Regions from separate parts of the Homo sapiens genome. Here region 1 is linked to region 2. Evidence: read pairs that join two places in POLR2A ChIA-PET (ENCODE). Cell type or tissue: PC-9. All regions are shown on one strand. Links, peaks and the distances in the headings refer to the core of each region. The heading gives the core; the rest is flanking DNA. Region 1 overlaps LIFR-AS1 (LIFR antisense RNA 1). Region 2 overlaps LIFR (LIF receptor subunit alpha).

Region 1 (16,812 bases), core at 8,243-10,742, 120 kb before region 2:
GCCAAAGAAATCGAGGGCTCCAAAACACAAGAAGTGAGTTTAAGGGCAGAGGCTTAATAGGCAAGAGGAAAGAGAAAAGAACTCTCTCTCTGGCAGGAGGAGAGAGAGAGAGAGGGACTCCTGGGCGGGTGTTCCGGTTTCATAGTGAAATGCCCGGGATTTTATAGACGAGCTTGAGGAGGCGGTGTCTGATTTACATAGGGCCCAAACATTGGTTGGACCAGGTGTATCATTTACATAGCACATGAGGAAGCTGGCCACCCCACCCTGATCTTTTATTATGCAGACAGGTTCTCTACGCTGCCTGCGCCATGTTGCCTGTTCCTTTACTGTAGTCGTGGTTGACAAGGAAAACGGAAGAAGGAACCTCCATGTTGAACATGTCTGGCCCCCAGGTAGTCTTTTCCTATTGGCACAGCTGCCGGCATTCACCCGTGCAAGCTTCTAGCTTGCTTACCTATGCCTGCAGCTCGATTTTACAGGCTGCTCTTTGTTAGAAAAGAAATGATTTGGGGGCTGCTTTTTGTTAAAAGGGAAACCTTACTGAAGACTCTCTTACCCTAACTGCCTAAATAATTTATTTTTAGCTCCTGTTTTAGCCCAGACCTCAGTCATATCTGGCCTCATACTTCTTGGTAGACATACCTAAGCATTGTAGATATTTTCATGTGTAATCATATGCCATTTCCCACTCACAAAAATCGTTAATATTATCTCCCACACACTTGTATCTAAATGCCCCTAAAAAAAAAGTCAGCTTGCCATTGATTTGATTGAACAAGAATCCCATCAGGCTCCTTTCATTACATTTGCGTGTAATATATCTTCTGTCTGTTTTTTTTCCCCCCCTCTGTCGCCCACACTGGGTTGCCCAGATTGGAGTGCAGTGGCACGATCTGGGCTCATGGCAACCTCTGCTTCTCGGGTTCAAGCGATTCTCCTGCCTCAGCCTCCCTAGTAGCTGGGACTACAGGCGCATGCCACCATGCCCGCTAAATTTTTATTTTTAGTAGAGACAGGGTTTTACTATGTTGGCCAGGCTAGTCTCGAACTCCTGACCTCAGATGATCTGCCTGCCTCGGCTTCCCAAAGTGCTGGGATTACAGGAGTGAGCCACTGTTCCTGGCCTCTTCTGTCTGTTTCTATTCTTTTCCTTCCCTGTCAAGTATTTCTTTAAGAAACCAGATCAATTGGGCCGGGCGCGATGGCTTATGCCTGTAATCCCAGCACTTTGGGAGGCCGAGGCAGGTGGATCATGAGGTCAGGAGATTGAGACCATCCTGGTTAACACGGTGAAACCCCGTCTCTACTAAAAATACAAAAAAATTAGCCGGGCGTGGTGGCGGGCACCTGGGAGGCTGAGGCAAGAGAATGGCGTGAACCCGGGAGGCAGAGCTTGCAACTCCAGCCTGGGCAACAGAACAAGACTCCGTCTCAAAAAAAAAAAAAAAAAACCCGATCAATAGTCCTAGTGCTCATTTATTTTTCCACTGTTACCCACTGTTATTATATGTGTATTATTTGAGGATGAAGAGTTGGAAAATCTCTTCCACCAAAATCCTAGCAATAAATAGAAAGCATTAAGTATTAAGAAATAAGCTATTCTTAATATGTAGATGAGGCATAGGTGATGATGATACATGTAAAAATAAAAGAATGTCTTTAGATTTTAAAATAGATTAGTAAAAAGGGTTATAATATAAACCACTTGTTTTGGTTTAAGTGTAGCACTTTTCTAGAGATACAAAGTAAAGTACCTGGACAATAACTCATTTTTGAGGCACTAAATTGAAACCGAAAAAGAATGTACACTCGTAAAATTGTCTGGACTGACCCTGGGAAAAACAGTCAATTAGTTGCCTTTTTTTCTCTCCTGGTCAATTCCCCACACCCTGTTATCTATTAATAATTTATTTTTAATTCCTGAATTTTAAAAACAGCTTCTTTATTAAGCTGTTGATTGACATACAGTAAAATTGACATACAGTAAAATGCATAAAGTTAAGGTATACAATTTGATAGGTTTTGACATTTGAATATACTTATGAAGTGATCACCACAATTAATATAATGAACATATGATTCAACCCCAAAAGTCTTCTCCTGCTTCATTGTAATCTCTCCCTCCCGACTCTACACTTGCTCCCTACCCCAGACAACAATTGATCTAAATTCTGTCACTATACATTAGTTTGCATTTTCAAGAAATTTATATACATGGAATTATGCGATATATACTCTTGTCTGGCTTCATTGAGCATAATTATTTTGACATTTGTCAATGTTATACTGAGTATCAATAGTTCATTTCCTTTTTTTGTTGAGTAGTAATTCTTTGCATTCTATTTCTGATTAACTGTGGTAAGGATTTACAAAAGGTCTCTTACCTGGACCATTCTTGAGCCTTTAATGTCTTCAATACTTCTGATGAGCCACTGGTCTTTTAATATACTAGGGCAAATCACACTTCTTTAAAACCCACTCCCAAAGGAATAAGTCTTTGCACTATCATACTCTTTTGAGCTTTCCTGATCCCAGTTCAGATACATAGAGATCTGAATTCACTATTCTCTTCCAATGTTATAATTATATGAGTAGGTAGATGGTGGGAATGAGTAGCGTCAGGGAAAGAATGACATTCATTTAATAAGTCATCGTAACACCAACTTTTTCTTAAAGGCAACACCCAGATCCCTTTACCCACCAATCCTCTGAGTGCTTCTAGTGCTATAGAATAGTTGAAGTATCCTATTTCTTTTCTTTCTTTTTGTTTTTCTGAGACAGAGTCTCTCTTTGTCACCCAGCCCAGTCTAGAATGCAGTAGCACCATTTATGGCTCATTGCACCCTCAAACTCCTGAGCTCAAGAGATTCTCTTGCCTCAACCTCCCAAGTAGCTGGGACTAAAGGCATGCACCGCCATGCTTAGCTAATTTTTCTGATTTGGTATAGAGACGAGGTCTTGTTGTGTTGCCCAGGCTGGTTTCAAACTCCTGGTCTCAAACTATCCTCCCACCTCAGCCTCCCAAAGTGCTAAGATTACAGGCAGGAGTCACCACACCCAGCCAATCCTATTTCTTTAGCTACTATAAGTTCTTTTACATTTTCAAAAGATTAAAACAATTATGATAGAGAGAATGCTTTTTTTGATATCTTATGCAAAGGATGTTTTGTTTATGACTCAATATTACTTAAGATACATTAAGCATCCTTCATAGATGGTGTTGATCTGATGATCATGAGACATATCCAGAGACAATAGTTCCAGAAAGAGAAGATGAACATAATCATGGTGAGAAGAGAAAGAATGGGAAACGCCGCTTTTCATCTTGCTCTTAATCCAGATTATAGAATGAAAATAATGTTTCCACACTATCTCCCCCATGCCCCACCCTATTGTGATTTAGTACAGTTACAGGATGTCTTTTCACTGGAAAAGCTTATCTTCTCAAGAAAGCAGTCCTGATTTGCTTGGCACATACTGGCCATGAGCATTCAGCCTTTTTCCTTAAGGAGTCAAAAGGGGAGAGTGAGGAGGGAGTGGCAGGGGATACAGGGTCATGATGGTCATTTTATTTCTTCCTAGAATATGATATTCTTTGCAGGTTGCCAGCATGCTTATTTTTATGTAGATTTGACCTTCACTGCAACCTTGAACAACTAAAATAGAATAAGATCCCTATACGCTACTTCAAAAAGCTTGGCTCTTGAAAGTATATAAAAATATAAGACAAAGGCAGGAAAACTAACCAGCCCACAGCTTTGAGCAAAGAATCATAAGGCTTCTTGGGTCTAGTTAAAATATCAGCTTTGTGCATATTAGATTCCATCCTGTGTTTGATTATTTCTGCAGTGAGTGCTGCCTTTATCGATTGTTAGAGTGAAATGTTCAAGAGCATTATATTACAATCTGTCTCTAAATGGCTTTTCAGAAATTTCCTGTAACTCAGAGGCAGAAATTATGCAGGGAACTGAGAGCAAAGCAACTAGACCGTTGAATTTCACCCAGACTTTTGCATATGGGAAAGTGATAAAGCATGGCCAAAGAGACTTATATTGGTTTTCTTAGTAAAGAGGGTCACTTTCAGCTTATTATTATCTCATCACCAGAAGCTATGCTGAATACTATATAAAGTCAAAGTGACGGGGGTTGCGGCTTTGAGGGTCACAATACTTTAAAGATGTCTTAGAGTCCAGAGCCTTTTGGCTCATGTTGCTCGCTTGATGATCTCCTTCATCCAGCTACCTCCTACGTGTTCTTGCCTAAATCTCACCTCCTCCATGAAGCCTCTCATCCTTTTTAATTGATTTCTTCTTATTTGAAAACTTATTTCTTTTAACCACTGAATGTAATTTATAGATTATTTTCTAATATATATTATATATGTTCTAACATATTATTTTCTAATAGTTTCACTTGCAACCAAGAGTACATCTTATACACTGTATGTCCTCCAAAGAAAGGTATAATGGATCGTGAATAGATTAAGAGCTCTTTCTGTGTGTGTATGTCATCCCCCCACCCTGCCTGCCAAACACACGCATATTGGCTCTTTTAGTCAAAGACGTGGCTTATCCAAATTAATAATCTTTGGGTTGTATATACCAGAAACTCCAACTCAACTCAGCTTAAACAATAAAAGGAATTACTGACTCAACACAACTGAAAAATCTATTTGTAGATGTGGTTTCCAGTGAAGCTCAATCCAGTGGCTCAAAGACCTGATTTCTTTCTGTCTCTCTGCTTTACTTGCCATGAAATTGGCTTAATCTCGTAATTCCGTTGGTCACGGATGGCTGCTAGCAGCTCTTGGGACAATACGTGCATCATCATTCACACCTAGACTAAGGGGTATCATTGTCCCAGCATCCCCAGCAAAGGTCCTGAGAATCACTTGCTTGAACTAGTTAAGGTCACACGTTCAGCCGTAACCATTCCATAGAAAGAAGTATGGATCAACTGATTAACTCAGTCTAGCTTCTCTGGAACTATATGGATTCCCAAACCAAAATTGGGAAGGTCATATGGGCACATGGGAGCTTGACAAGTGAACAACAGATGCTATAAATCTTCAGCCAATTTTATCCACCTCCCATGATCTGCAAAACATTGCATCTCATATATAAGGGATTTGTTTGCTGGCTTTTAGGTATTTTTATTTTAGAGAAAATAAAAGGAACCAATCTATAACTTTGGCATTGGCTGGCCTCCACAGAGTTTGGCAAGCTTTCAGTGGGCCACATCAGTAGAAGTTTTTACAGGGATGGTAGCTCCCTTCTGTTCACTGCCTATCACCACAATTTTCTCTTCAAAAAAAATGTGAAGAAGGAGAGATGGAAAGAAGAAAGGGAAAGAAGGGAGGGAAGGAATGGGGAAGGAGAGAGGGAGGGAGGGAAGGAAGGAAGGGAGGAAGGGAGGAAGGGAGGAAGGGAGGAAATGAATAAAAGGAAAAAAAAAAAAGCAGTGCGTTTTCCAGGCAAACACAGAAGTGCCTGTGGCTCTGGCTCACTCAGGCTGGGGAGACTCCCTGGACCAGGTCTGTGAATATAGTATTAACAATGTACAATGAAGGGCTGGGTGTGGTGGCTCATGCCTGTAATCCCAGCACTTTGGGAGGCCAAGGCGGGCGGATCACCTGAGGTTGGGAGTTTGAGACCAGCCTGACCAACGTGGGGAAACCCCATCTCTCCTAAAAATACAAAATTAGCTGGGCGTGGTGGTGCATGCCTGTAATCCCAGCTACTTGGGGGGCTGAGGCAGGAGAATCGCTTGAACCCAGGAGGCGGAGGTTGCGGTGAACCAAGATCATGCTATTGGACTCCAGCCTGGGCAACAAGAGCAAAACTCCACCTCAAAAAAAAAATAAAATAAAAAATAAAAGAAAAGAAAAGAAAAAGAAAGAATGTACAATGAAAAGCCACCATCATTTGCTAGATCTTCCTTGTAACTGCTAATTTCTTGTCAAATGAATACTAGATATTTTTTTAAGGTGGGGTTGAGTTCCTTGAGGTAATATTCTCCTTAAATATGAACCTTGTTTCTTCTTGGCTTCATTTTAAAACTCTACAGAGGGAAGCCATATCCCATAGATTTCTATTTCTATGTTGCTGTTTCCAACAAGATCTGGGGTCGTTCCTGCTGTCTGCAATAAGCTATAGGTCTATGAAAGGACTAAATGTACTTTCTGTCTGTGTGACTGACAAAGCAAAGCCTGGTTTTCAGGGCTCTGCTCACAAAAGCTAAGAATGGCAGAGAAGGCACACCAGGAAAATGATGATTACTTCACTGATTTTGGAATAATGATCTTGCCTCCTGAAAAGGTCAACCTTCCATTTGAATTGAGTGTGGGAAGAAAGGATGGCAGGTAGGGAAGAAGATAAATGTCTTCTAAGGAGGGTCTGTGTAAAAGACATAAATACCTCCACATCCTTTTGCATAACAGTAATTATCTTTAGTATAAATTGCAGACTTAGGAACATTAAAAATATTTTTCACTTTGCATAGCCCAATATTGGAAAATATGATATACAAAACATCAAAGAAAGGAAAGGGGATGAGGTAAAAGTAGAAAGAGAAATTCTTCCTTTTACTAAAAGACATCTACAGGGTCATTTAAATGACAAATTCCTTGGCCTTATATGGTAGTTCAACTCTCCCAAATGTTTTTGGAACCCATCTACTTTGTAAAAGGAGGTAAGATTCAATCTTCAATGGCTTGTTTCAGCTTGAATTAAAATGTGACATACCTGCTTCACTTGTTCAGAAGACTTCAGTTTAAAGAGATCTTAAACACATTTTTTAGTGTCTTCTTTAAGCTTCTGCATTGAAAAAGATCTGGAAGACAGGAATAGTGCTTGCTTTTTGGAAGGAATCATACCAGATGAGAGGCACAGACTTCACTAAAACCAAAATGATGTGTAGAGACACAATGTTCCATTTTCAGGAAGGTTTGTCTGGACTGGAAGAAACTGCTGCCTAGTCCTGTCACCTGGAACAAGGGGGGATTTCATTTGCCAATGAGGGGCCCTTTAGGCCCTGCCAGTCTTGGAGTTTGTGTACCTGGGTCAGCCAAGCAAGAATCAAGGAGGGTACAATGCACGCATTCAAAGATCAGTGTGTTCTTCTTGGCAAGTGTGCCTTTTGGGCACTGTTTGTCCCCAGCACAATGCAATCCCCACATTCTCAACCTTGTGACATTCAAATGTCTGCTAACTGCTTTCTTCATACCAAACGCTTATGAAAGGAGCACTCTACAATCACAAAATTAGAAAACTCATTTATATCTAATCCTTAGACAAGATAAACTGGAGGTCATTGTGGTAACTCCTTACCACAAATGATAAGAATGGTAACTTAAAAGTTTAATAATAAGCAGTTAAGCCAGGCATGGTGGCTCACATCTGTAATCCCAACACTTTAGGAGGCTGAGGCAGGAGGATTGCCTGAGGCCAGGAGCTCAAGACCAGCCTGAGCAACATGGTGAGACCCCCATCTCTGCCAAAAATAAAAAATAATTAGCTAGGTGTAGTGGCACATACCTGTAGTCCCAACTACTTGGGAGGCTGAGGCAGGAGGCTTGCTTGAGCCTGGGAGGTCAAGGCTGCAGTGAGCTGTAATTGCTTCTAAAAGACAATAGTGAGATAGAAGCTTAACAGGTGCTTCTAAGATGTTTTCAGTTCTTAACAGAATGTTCATGGCCTGATATTGACCTATAATTGTTGTTAGAGTATCAAGTGCTGCATTCTCTTTGCAAGGTAATTTTCACAGCTATGGTAGAGTAGAAATAGCACCAACCAGATCCTTCCTATAATGTTAGGTGTGATTCTGGATATCAAATATTAGTGGGACCCAGAGAGAACTTACAAAAGGCACAAAGAAGACTAAAAAGTCTGATTAAAAGATTAAAAAATAAGAAAAAAAGGAAGGTGGTATAAAGGTCTTGGACTTATTTAGCTCAGGAAAAAACAAAGGTTGTTCTGAATTGATGATTGCTGGCATCTGTAAGTCTTCACATGTAGCATGCAGGCTGGATGTGGTAAGAATATGTGAATGTCAATATCGAGGAGTTTGTTGAAGTCAAAATAGGTTCCCAACAGTGATTGAGGACTGGTCTTTCCAACAAGAGATACTTTATGAAAAACTTTGTCCAATAGCTAAAGAAGAAAAACTCCTTAAAAGCTTCTCACCCTTGTCAATTATTTCTCTCTCCGTGGACCTCATGTTTTTAAATATCCTGTAAATCAATTGCTTATGAATAATCATATATTCACTCTGGTTTTCCTAGGATAGTCTCAATTTATGCATTTTGTCTTGTGTAATTATCAACAGCTTTCCCTTTCAGTATCTGAGTATCCCATTTGAAAAATAAGGCATATGATTATTCTAATAAGAGCTAGCATGATTTGATTTTGGAAATATATATGGATTCGACAGGTTACACTCTGTTTAAAAGTGGCTCAAAAGATTCTATTATTGTGAAATTGGCTTAAGCAGATGATCTTTTAGCCTGCAAATACATGATTCTGCGACACCATTGACATTACCGAAAACAACTGTTCATCTCATGAGAATGAAAGGGACAACAACCCCTCCAAGGTCTCTTCAGCCTCATTTGGAACAGGCAGGAATAATAACAAATGTCACACTCTTAGCCATGAGTCTAACGAAAGAGAAAGCATCATTCCACCATCTGAGCTGGGAACTTTGTGGTTTTCAGATGTTCAGGAATCCGGGCCGCTACCCATCCTGATATTCTGGGAATGCATGATTGTGAAAAGAGAATCAACACGAGACCTCTATATTGAATTATTTAATTAATTCAGAAAATACTTATTGAGCCCCTCCTTGTGCCAGGCACTATTCTAAGTACTGGGATTTTGTACTCCACCATGCCGGGGAGTCAGGCTCCCCACATGAACCAGTAATGGCTGTGGTAGTTTCCTGAGAGCTCAGTGGGAATGGCCCTTGCAACAAGCCCAGGGATTCTGTGTTCTCAGAAATAAAAGCAAGCAAAAGAGACACAGGCTTTGTTTCTGAGAAATAATTGGTTTGGGGATTTAAGTTTATTATTTTCTTCTCCATTCTCATGCACTGATTTCGTGTTTAAGCCTCTCCTCATTTCACTCTTGGGAGCACTGGTCGAAGAGAGCAGTGTCAGCTAGAGGAGGGTTTGAGGTTTGTTTTGTTTTGTTTTAATCATGGAAGAATTCTAAAAGGAAGAATGATCAAAGTTAAATTTTTAAGAATTATGCCATGACTGTGATCATAATATTTTCCACAAATGAGGCACAAAATGGCATAAAGTTGTTATTTGTGCCCTAAACAAAACTGGAGCATTCAATCTAGATTTTATAATACAAGATCCTTATAGGCGCATAGATGGTGCTTCACGAACAGCTGATTGAGTTGAATGGAACTGTCTACTTTGGAAAACAAGAGTTGTACATTAAGAGCCTCTCCAGCGTTTTGCTCTGGATGCATTCCAAAAGTTGTTGTCACTAAAGGTTTAAATATATAAAGATGGTACAATAGACTCTATTTCCATGGAAGTAAACTGGTCTCTAATTAATATACCAGAAGCTGAGTCACTTTGTTTTTACAGGCACGTAGAGAGGAAGTGCCATCTCTCCTCGGTCGTGACACACTGCCGGTTAGCTGATGTATAGTTCTTTTTTTCTTTTTATTAAGGAGTAGAAAAGAAACAGAACTGAAAGTTGAAACAATTCGTACAAGGAAGAAGAAAGCCTGGGAAGTTACCTACATTGCCTAACATCACAGAATCTAAAGGAATCAAACTTTCTCTTTCCTTCTTGTATTTGAAGAAAGGAGACCTCATCTTAAGACGAGAATTCTTCCAGGTTTTCCTGGACAGCTTCTTTCATTCTCCACAGTGTCTGTTTCAAACTTTCCTACCTGTCTCAATGTCTTCAAGCTCATCCACAACTTCCTTGCACACCCAGGGGAGGACTTTACCCCCTACCTTACAGACAACGATGTGAGAACAAAAGCACCCCCACTGCAGCACCACGCAGCCTGTTCCCTCACCTGCATTCGTTCCCCCTCCCCCTCCCCCTCCCCCAAGCCCGGCGGCTCTCATTGGGCAACGGAAGAGGGGTCCTTCCTCCAGTCTCAGGCAAGGCTCTCCACCCATGCTTTAGATCTCTTCCTTTCCACATCTCTGGAAATTTGCTCCTGTAATCACCCACACTCTTTCCTGTATCTTCCACTCACACAGGAATGTTCTCAAATCTCCATCTTTAAAAAAAAATGAAAACAAAACCTCTCAAGTACATATTTTCATCTAAAGAGAGACTTTCTTTTCTTCAGAGTCAGGATCTTAGAAAAGGTGGCACTTGCTGTCTCCTCTTCCTCTTCCTCATTTCTTCCTTACCTGCATTTGCCTCTCCTGCTTCACAGAAAGTTTTCCCCCTGAGGCTCTTATTCCTTCCTCGTTGCTCATCCAATGAACACACTTCAATTCTTGCCTTTCTTTTTTTTTTTTTTTCCTTTTTTTTGAGATGGAGTCTTGCTCTGTTGCCCAGGCTGGAGTGCAGTGGCAGGATCTCGGCTCACTGCAACCTCCGCCTCCTGGGTTCAAGCAATTCTCCTGCCTCAGCCTCCCGAGTAGCTGGGATTATAGGCACAAGCCACCAGGCCCGGATAATTTTTGTATTTTTAGTAGAGATGAGGTTTCGCCATGTTGGCCAGGCTGGTCTTGAACTCCTGACTTCAGGTGACCCGCCCGCCTTGGCCTCCCAAAGTGCTGGGATTACAGGTGTGAGCAACCGCACCCAGCCCAATCCTTTCCTTTCTTGGGCTCTGTGGCCTTGGGCACTCTTGTCTCTTCCTATTTCTTGAATCCATAAAACTACCCTCTCGGGTTTCTTCTTACTTCTGTGGCTTCCACTTCTAAGTCCTCTTCTTGGCTCTGTTTCCCCATAAATGCAGGAGTTCCCTAGGGATTTATTCTCATCCATTCTTGTACTTTTTGCATTTCCAGAGTGTTTTCTGGGGGGGGGATGGGGGGATGGGGGGGCGCACAAACCTAATCATTACACTCTCCATAAGGTTCTCCAGAAGTTCTCAGTTACCTTCAGAGTAAATCTCACCTCTTAAGTAGGGCTTCCTACACCTGTCCTGACAGACCCATGTCAAGCCCATCTAGTATCCCTTCCCCATAAATTCTTGAAATTCTAGCCATAGTAATTAACTGAACAAATCACGTTCTTTCTGGTTTCTGTGTCTTAGAAAATGCTGCTGCCTTTGCTCAGAGCACACTTTCTTCCCCTTGTTTGCCTATCGAATTCAAGATTTTCCCCCAAAGCTCAGTGCATATTTCTATCATGGGATGTATCAATTTGTATTGTATTTATCTGTTTACCCACCTGTTTGAGTTCCTTAAGACAGGCACCCTATTTATTTATCCTGTTAAGCTCTGGGTGATTCTTTGTGCCTAACACAGTTCCATCATGAGCAATAAATTTGTTGAATGACTAAGTGGATAAATGGAAGATACCATCCCTTTCAATTCCAAGCTCAGCATGTAAACTAAGTTCAAGTCACGTAGACTTTTTCTATCAGACCTGAGTACAATGCTTCTAAAGCAATGTACATACCTCCACATAATAAGGATATTGATTTTCTATCTTCAAAATAAATGTGGCTCCTGTTGTTAGAAATGTGTTTGTTCTGACCTTCCTGGTAGTCATGGAAATGAATTACAGCCTTGGGCAAAAGGGCATCCCTCAGTCAAGGGGATGTGGTGTGATCTGGTGGGTAGAGAGGGCGTCATGGAGGCAGCATTCTATTTATAGCTGATGTTGACTCCTCCAGGCCACTAAGGTGACAAGCAGCAAAGACTGGCCCCTCCTCTCCTCTCCTCCAGTCCATCCCTGACATGAAGCTAGCTGAGAGATTTGCTCTTCTATTTTCAAATCGGGTTGCTTTTGCTGAGAGATAGAGGCCAGGAGAGCTTTGCTAAGATTTCATTCCCATGGAAGCTTCCCATTTAGTTGCTACAGCTGCGTAGTTCTTTTTTTTTTCTTTTGAGACGGAATTAGCTTTTGTTGCCCAGGCTGGAGTGCAATGGCGTGGTCTTGGCTCACTGCAACTTCTGCCTGCCGGGTTCAAAGTGATTCTCCTGCCTCAGCCTTCTGAGTAGCTGGGATTACAGGTGCCTGCCACCACCCCCAGCTATTTTTTGTGTTTTTAGTAGAGATGAGGTTCCACCATGTTGGCCAGGTTGGTCTCGAACTCCTGATTTCAGGTGATCCACCAGCCTCGGCCTCCCAAAGTACTGGGATTACAGGCATGAGTCACCACACCAAGCCATCTGCATAGTTCTTATGGGCTCACAATGGATTTGTGCTTTTGCTTTCACAAGATACTAATGTCTTTAAGAGCAAGACCTATGTATTTTTCTTTCTTTGCAGTGCCCTTCAGGCAAAGTTCAGCTGGCTGGCAGAGCTTAATCACTGCTCATAAGTATAATTACCAATCATAAACTTAGATAACTCATCCTGAATAAAAGGGTAAAGTAATCATAAAGATCTCCCAGATGGTGACATGTAAGCTTCTCTATAGAATCCTGGAAAATGTGAGAAATCAGAAAGGTTGCAATTTCATGGTACAAGCTCCTTGAGCACAATGACATGATTTTGCAAACTATTTCTAGGGTAAGAAATAATATCTTTTAAATTTGTGGCAAAATCTGCTGTAATGGGAGATTACTGCAGTGATGGACGGCTTTATAGAAACACAGTTATATGTACTTTATTAAACCATGTAGCAGGAAAAAAACATGATGGCACTCAAGAAGTTGAATTCCAGCCGCTTTCAATTTCTGGGTACATATAACCTTTTTGTTAGCACCTCTAAGACACTGAGTTTATTATCAAAATGACAAGAGCATTTGACAAAACGACCTTTGGTTCAAGACTTCTAGATCTGTCAAACATCTTGTGGTAGCCAGTCTCCAAGATGACCCCAGTGGTCGCTTCCTTCCGGTATCCATGTCCTTGTGTAGTCTCTTCCCACAATGAATAGTGCCAACATGCATAAGCAACAGGACATTGTAGAAATGATGGTATGTGGCTCCCAAGGTTGGGTCACAAAAGACATTGTGGCTTCTGCGTTTCTCTCTCTTGGATTATTTGCTTAGGGGTAAACCAGCTGCCCTGTTATGAGGACTCTCATCACAGCCCTATGGAAAGATTCATATGACCAGGAATTGGGGTTTCTTGCCAACAGACACCACCAACTTACTAGCAATATGAGTGAGCCATCTTGGAAATGTAGTCTCCAGCTCCAGTCAAGACTTCAGATGACTGCAAACTTGGCCATCATCATGTGTACAATCTTGTGAGAGGCCCGGAGCCAGAACCAAGTGAGGGTGCCATTAGGTAAGCTGTTGAGGGTGCCATTAGGTAACCAGGTGCCATTAGGTAAGCTGCTCCTAAATTCCTGATCTACAAAAAGTGCAAAATAATAATTGTTTATTATTGTTTCAAGTCACTAAATTTTGGGTAGTTTCTTACACAGCGATAGATAAAACCTGAACCAGAATTGGAAAAAAAAAATTGATAATATAACATTATAGTGGATACTGTGGTATACTACCTAGATCACTTCTTCAGGGCTGACACAACCATTTCCCAGCTATTGAAAATATTGTTTGTTGACAATACATAGCTATGTCCCTTACTAGAAATTGCCATCTAAGCTGAAGCTATGTCTTATTCAAGATTATGAGCTCCTGCCTGGGGCAGCCTGGGGCCGATGACTGACATGAGGATAAAGAAGTCAAACCCCATTCAATTTGTCCCCTTTCCAATCCTGCTTCCCTCAATTCCCTAAAGTTGTATCTCATGAGTGCTATCCAAAATAAACCTCTGCCTACAACTCTCTGTCTCAGAGTCTGGTTTCCATGCTACCAAACCTAAGAGAGTTGGTATGGTCCTTGGAGACAGGGTATGCAGCCAATTACCTGGTTCGCTTGTCAGGGCATGGGAAGAAAACAATTGAAAGACTGAGGACAAGATTGTCTGCAGAGGAGGCACTGGGATGAACCTATGGGGGTGCACACAAATTGTGAAGATTTTGTTAATGCCCACCAGATAGCATATACTGCAGAAGAGGCGCTAAATAACAAACTGACTTGGCTAGTAGACATCAGGCAGCCTCTTTTCTTTTCCACCCCAGTGCTTACACAGTGGATTCATGAGCAGAGTAGCCATGATGGCAGAAATGAAGGCTCATGCATAGCCCCAACAGCACACTCACAAAAGCTGATTTAACTATGGATGCTGCTGAGTGTCCATCCAACCTGCCAGCAACAAAGGGTAATGGGTTCCCAATATGGCACCCTCACTCAATGAAAGCAACCAGTCTTTTGGTACCAAATCAATCCGTTTGAATCTTTTCAATCCTAGATGGAGGAACAATTCATCTTGACTAGGATTGATACTTATCCTAGGCATGGGCTTGCCTTTCCTGCCCATAAGGCCTTGGCTGTGCTGTCTTGTGGCTCTTCCCTGCCTACATTTAGCGTATACATTCAGGTAAAGCAGCCATAGCCTGAAAAGGACCTGATAACCAGGGCCTTAGATTCCCCAGGGCTGAGGGTCTAGGCACTCCCCCAGACTAGCCACCTAGACCAACGGAAGTGCTGGCTGAGGGTGAGACAAACCCAGAATGAGTGGTAGAGGATAAAGACAATGAGCTTCCATTACGAATGTGAAGGCAGCTGCAGCAGCAAGGCTAGAGCTCATCCCACTGGAGTGTCCAAGTTTTCATAAGGAACAAGACTCACTGGAACCTGAGAGGATCTATGTGGGATGAGGGGATGCTATGGGGCTCTATCAGGGTTCTCTCTTAAGAGGCAATGCACTCATGTTCCAGCTGCTGGGACTCTCAGCTGCTGACAATTCATGACTACATGGCTCACTGGGAATTGCCCTTGGCTACAGAGAACTCCTTCACTTAAGGTTGCACTCTCTCCCAGAGATGGCCAGTGGCCATCTGACTGTGAGGAAACTGACTGATGTGAAGAAACAAAGGCTGGCACATTTGCTTCAGTTAGGACATCTCTGAAAGGCCATCCCAGCTCCCAAGCTTCCCACAGGAAGGGCTGAGACTCCTATTGCAGCTATGTTGTGGATCAGCTTCTGTCTTTGTCCAATCCTGCCTTCCTCAGCTCCTGACATTGTTTCTCCCAACACTCCCCCAGTAAACCTTCTGCATGCAACTCTCTGTCTCAGGGTCTGTCTCCAGGAAACCCAACCTACAAAAAGCTTCCATACAAGGATTTTTAACCTTCAATCAGCACAGCGAAAAAATGCTGCCAGAGAAAAGTCTATGCTCTTCATTGTTAATCCAGTAGATGGGAAAACTAGAAATTGCAAGCTTTGGTTGACCTGACAGTGGTTGCGAAGAAAAAGGGAGCATGTCAGGAAAGGAAGTGACTGGGAACTCTATGTCCACTTTATTCATGGATGGAGGTGTTACAAAGAATAGGGTATCAGGGGTAGGTGTGCTTGATATACCTCAGCTTTTCTGAGGGAGGTAAGCCACATGGAAAAATATCATAGTAAGGCTCTTTGCTCACTAGGTAGGTGACTTTGGTCATTTCATTGTTGCAATCTTTACTGATATACTTGCCAAACAGTGTTTTGTTTGTTGTAATAACTCTAGTTTATTTATTTGTAAATTTCTGAATATAGTCATAAACAACTGACAGTCTCTTTAAACAAGAAATTGTACAATGGAAATTTGATATTTTGCTGGAGAGACTCTGCAAAAGAAATTAGTAGGAATTAGTAGATTGTATGTTCAGAGGGTGAGGGCTCACTGACATGGTGTATTAGTCTGTTCTTACGTTGCTATAAGGACATACCCTAGACTGGGTAATTTATAAAGGAAAGAGGTTTAATTGACTCACAGTTCTGCAGGGATGGTGAGGCCTCAGGAAACTTACAATCATGGCAGAAGGAGAAGCAAACATGTCCTTCTTCACATGACAGCAGCAAGGAGAAGTGCCAAGCAAGTGGGGAAAAGCTCCTTATAAAACCATCAGATCTCATGATAACTCACTCACTATCATGATAACAGCAGCATGGGAATAACTGCCCCCAGGATTCAATTACCTCCCATGGGGCCCCTCCCAAAACACATGGAGATTATGGGAACTACAATTCAAGATGAGATTTGGGTGGGGACACAGCCAAACCATATGGGCATCTAGAGTTTACACTTACCAAGATCAATGTGATCCTTTCATGAAGAACTGATTTTTTCCTCCTCCAAATTGCTTCTCTTCTGTTTGGTTGATGTGCACTTCATTCTTCTCCAACCTGAGAGGAAGGCTGATCATAGGGATTGCCACAGGGGTCCATTCCCTCTAACTCCTGTGGGATTCAGCCCATAGGGAACACAGGCAGATCTGAGGAGTGGGGAGAGTGAGGCTAGGGTATTTTTTCCCCTCTTTCCTCTCTAGTAAGGTGGACCCAGGCTGTCAGCCTCCCTCCATGGCAGACCACACCCCCTGCCAGGCAGTCCCTCCCCGGCCCCTCTTGGCTTAGGGGTGCTAACTATCTTCAGCGACCACTTGCTCCAGGTTACTGCACTATGCCTTAGGGTTTCCCTACACTCTGCCCTGATAGAATGATTCTTCTTGCTGTCTCTTTCACATTTAGGAGACTAAATTCTAGACTCGCTTCTTACAGAAACAAGCGAAGCATCCATGAGCCAATCCCTTCACCAATGTAGGCTAAGAAATTCCTGGGATCTGGCACTCAAAGATTTAAAAGAACTTTG
Region 2 (2,500 bases), core at 1-2,500:
CAGTGCAGATCTGGTAGATAAGACTGTCACTCAGATTTCTGCCACCAAATAAAGCCACATGGCCATACCTTGCTTCAGAGAGGCAGGGAAGGACGGTCTTAGTGTGAGTCCAGAAGGGGGAGCCTGAAAAGTTTGCTGAAGAGCACACATGCCCACCACAGGCCAAACAGAGAGGAAGTTAGTTCTGGCCCCCTGCTCCCCTGGGAGGTCACAATAAACAAATAGTAGCAAGGCTGTGGTTTTTGTGCAAGGGAGTGGACACTAGGAGTATGAATGTCTAGAAAGGCTGTCAGAGGAGGTGTAATTCTGGAGTAGGCACAGTCAGTTTTCTCAGCAGAAAAGGAATAGGAGGACATTCTACCCTGAAAGAATATTGAGTACAATGGCTTGAATGTATGAGATGGCGTGATTTGGAGAATTCAGGTGTTTTTGCATTGCTGATGCCTAAAGAAGCCTCACCATGTGAGAGGTTTAGAAGGAGATGAGCTGGACCCATTCAAGTCCAGAGTCCTAAGCACCCAGCCCTAAGGCTGGGGCTGGGTAGTTGGTGGGGGCAGGAATGCAAGAGGCATGGAAAGTCCTTTCAGTAAAGTAAACATTTGTATAAGAAGTTTGAAACATATATGAACAACAGTATAAGGAATATAAGCATGCTCTGGAGAGATATCAAGGGCTGTGGAACAAGAGAGGAAAATATCATTTTGCCTAAGAGATACCAGGGGAACTGGAAGCATTTTGAAAACAGAACTGAAGAGGAAGTTCTGTTAAGAAGAAACCATGAGCCAAGGCAGAGGAGCAGGGGAGTTGCCAGTTTCATTTCCTTCATCAGCATCCGTTGAACATCATCCTAGCATGAGGAGCGCTGTGATGCACTGGTCCCTCAGTGAAGGGGTGGAGTGTGAGTAGTGGAAGTCAGCCTACAAAGGGAAGGTTGAGGTGGGATTTTGAAAGGCATGCAAAAACTCCAGCTGTTTGGAGTCATCTATGCTTATTCTACTTTTGGTACAATGAGGTTGTTTTTCCTACCCCCACATTGGTAAAGTTACTATCAATCTGTTTTTTCAGTCTTAAAATGCGGTACAACCTATCATGTTTTTGCAACAAAGAGGGCATAAAGTATTTTCCATTGTATTTTGTGTTAACCAAATTTTTATGAAAATTATACTATTAATTTTATTTGCTAATTAAAATTCAATTTCTTATTACAGGTCCCGTTCTTGTTATCAGTTGGAGAAAACCAGTATTAAAATTCCAGCTCTTTCACATGGTGATTATGAAATAACAATAAATTCTCTACATGATTTTGGAAGTTCTACAAGTAAATTCACACTAAATGAACAAAACGTTTGTAAGTATTTGAAAACAAACTCAATTTTAAAGTAAGTCAAGTGTCACTTGTTAGTATTGTGGTGCTTTCTAGTTTTTTGAATTTCATGTGTTATGCTATTACTTTTAATTCACTCAGCAACCTCCCTATGAATTGTAGATGGTAGCCAAGATCAGAAGGAAGCAAACTTTTCTTCTGGCCAGTCAAAATAGCCCAGAATTCAGGCTCCTTCCCTCAGTTCCATACTCTTTCTTTAGCCCCCTTGACTCCTGCGTACCTTCCAGAATTTCTCAGATGCCCCTTGCTCTAGGGTGTAGTCTTATCTGGGAAGCTACTGAAAAATGACAGTATTAGAATCAGAAAGGCAAATCAAGACAGACTGTAGGAGACTCAGTCGATTAATAGTTCATTGTGTTTTACATATCATGTAATGTATTGGTAGCATTATAAATAATAATGGTCCTGATCATGATTAGAATAACAGTATTGGGATAAGAAAATTGAAAAGCAAATTAGGTGAGTGTAAGGAACGGAGGAGATGGATACATCAGCAAATCTTTGAGCACCTACTGTGTGCAAGAGAAGCTCTGCAATGCATGTATAGCTGTCCTTTAGAGGATCTGGATCTCTTGACAATTTGCTACTAAATAAAAGTATGAAAATTAAGTGTCTGTGGATCTAAAGATGCTTTCTAAATTATATAAAGCAAACAAGATTTTATATATATATATATACACACACACACACACACACACACACAGTAAAGTTTGTACTTACCATGTGTAAGCATGAAAAATTCTTCATAAGATTTTTAATTTCTGCATTTCTTAAAATCACCTGAAAATTTGGGTCATTCTGAAGCAGAATGTGGGTCCTGTAAAAAAAAGCTGGGAATACTCTTATCTTCTTATGTCCTAAGGAAGCAGGAGCACGTAGATTATGGGTAAAGCTGAATTAGCATTAGAAGAAAATAAAAAAGATTTTCATTAAATTTCTTCCCTATCTGAGTTTCTAGAAAGCAAGTTAACATTGTCCTCACATGTCTGTTTAGCACAAAGAAATGCAGATGGCAGTTAATGGGAGCTTAGGGGAAACTTCCCTATATGCTATAAAGAAAAGAAAGGGAGCAGTGGCTTTTTAAAATCCTTGTACTTGTAATTATGGCCATTACTG

What was found. Peaks named below come from ENCODE experiments on the same cell type or tissue, not always from the same donor. Only the 100,000 strongest peaks of a DNase experiment are listed, where the experiment ranks them.
Region 1: POLR2A ChIA-PET joins it to region 2 with 5 read pairs; 2 of 35 experiments call an interaction of 5 or more read pairs at or near these places.

The regions. Positions count from the first base shown.
Region 1 is chr5:38,643,887-38,660,698 of GRCh38, reverse strand. It overlaps LIFR-AS1 (LIFR antisense RNA 1), which reads right to left. Exons shown (of 9, transcript NR_103554.1): 4 at 16,254-16,349; 5 at 13,985-14,067; 6 at 13,264-13,466; 7 at 7,539-7,622; 8 at 6,747-6,834. Among named protein-coding and RNA genes, the nearest start is that of LINC01265, 68 kb to the left of the region's middle. RefSeq lists an enhancer at 98-392. In PC-9, for the core only: no CTCF peak of the experiment used is centred there; no DNase peak of the experiment used is centred there; H3K4me3 peaks cover 1,409 bases; H3K27ac peaks cover 449 bases.
Region 2 is chr5:38,526,003-38,528,502 of GRCh38, reverse strand. It overlaps LIFR (LIF receptor subunit alpha), which reads left to right. Exons shown (of 20, transcript NM_001127671.2): 4 at 1,209-1,348. Among named protein-coding and RNA genes, the nearest start is that of LIFR, 29 kb to the left of the region's middle. In PC-9, for the core only: no CTCF peak of the experiment used is centred there; no DNase peak of the experiment used is centred there.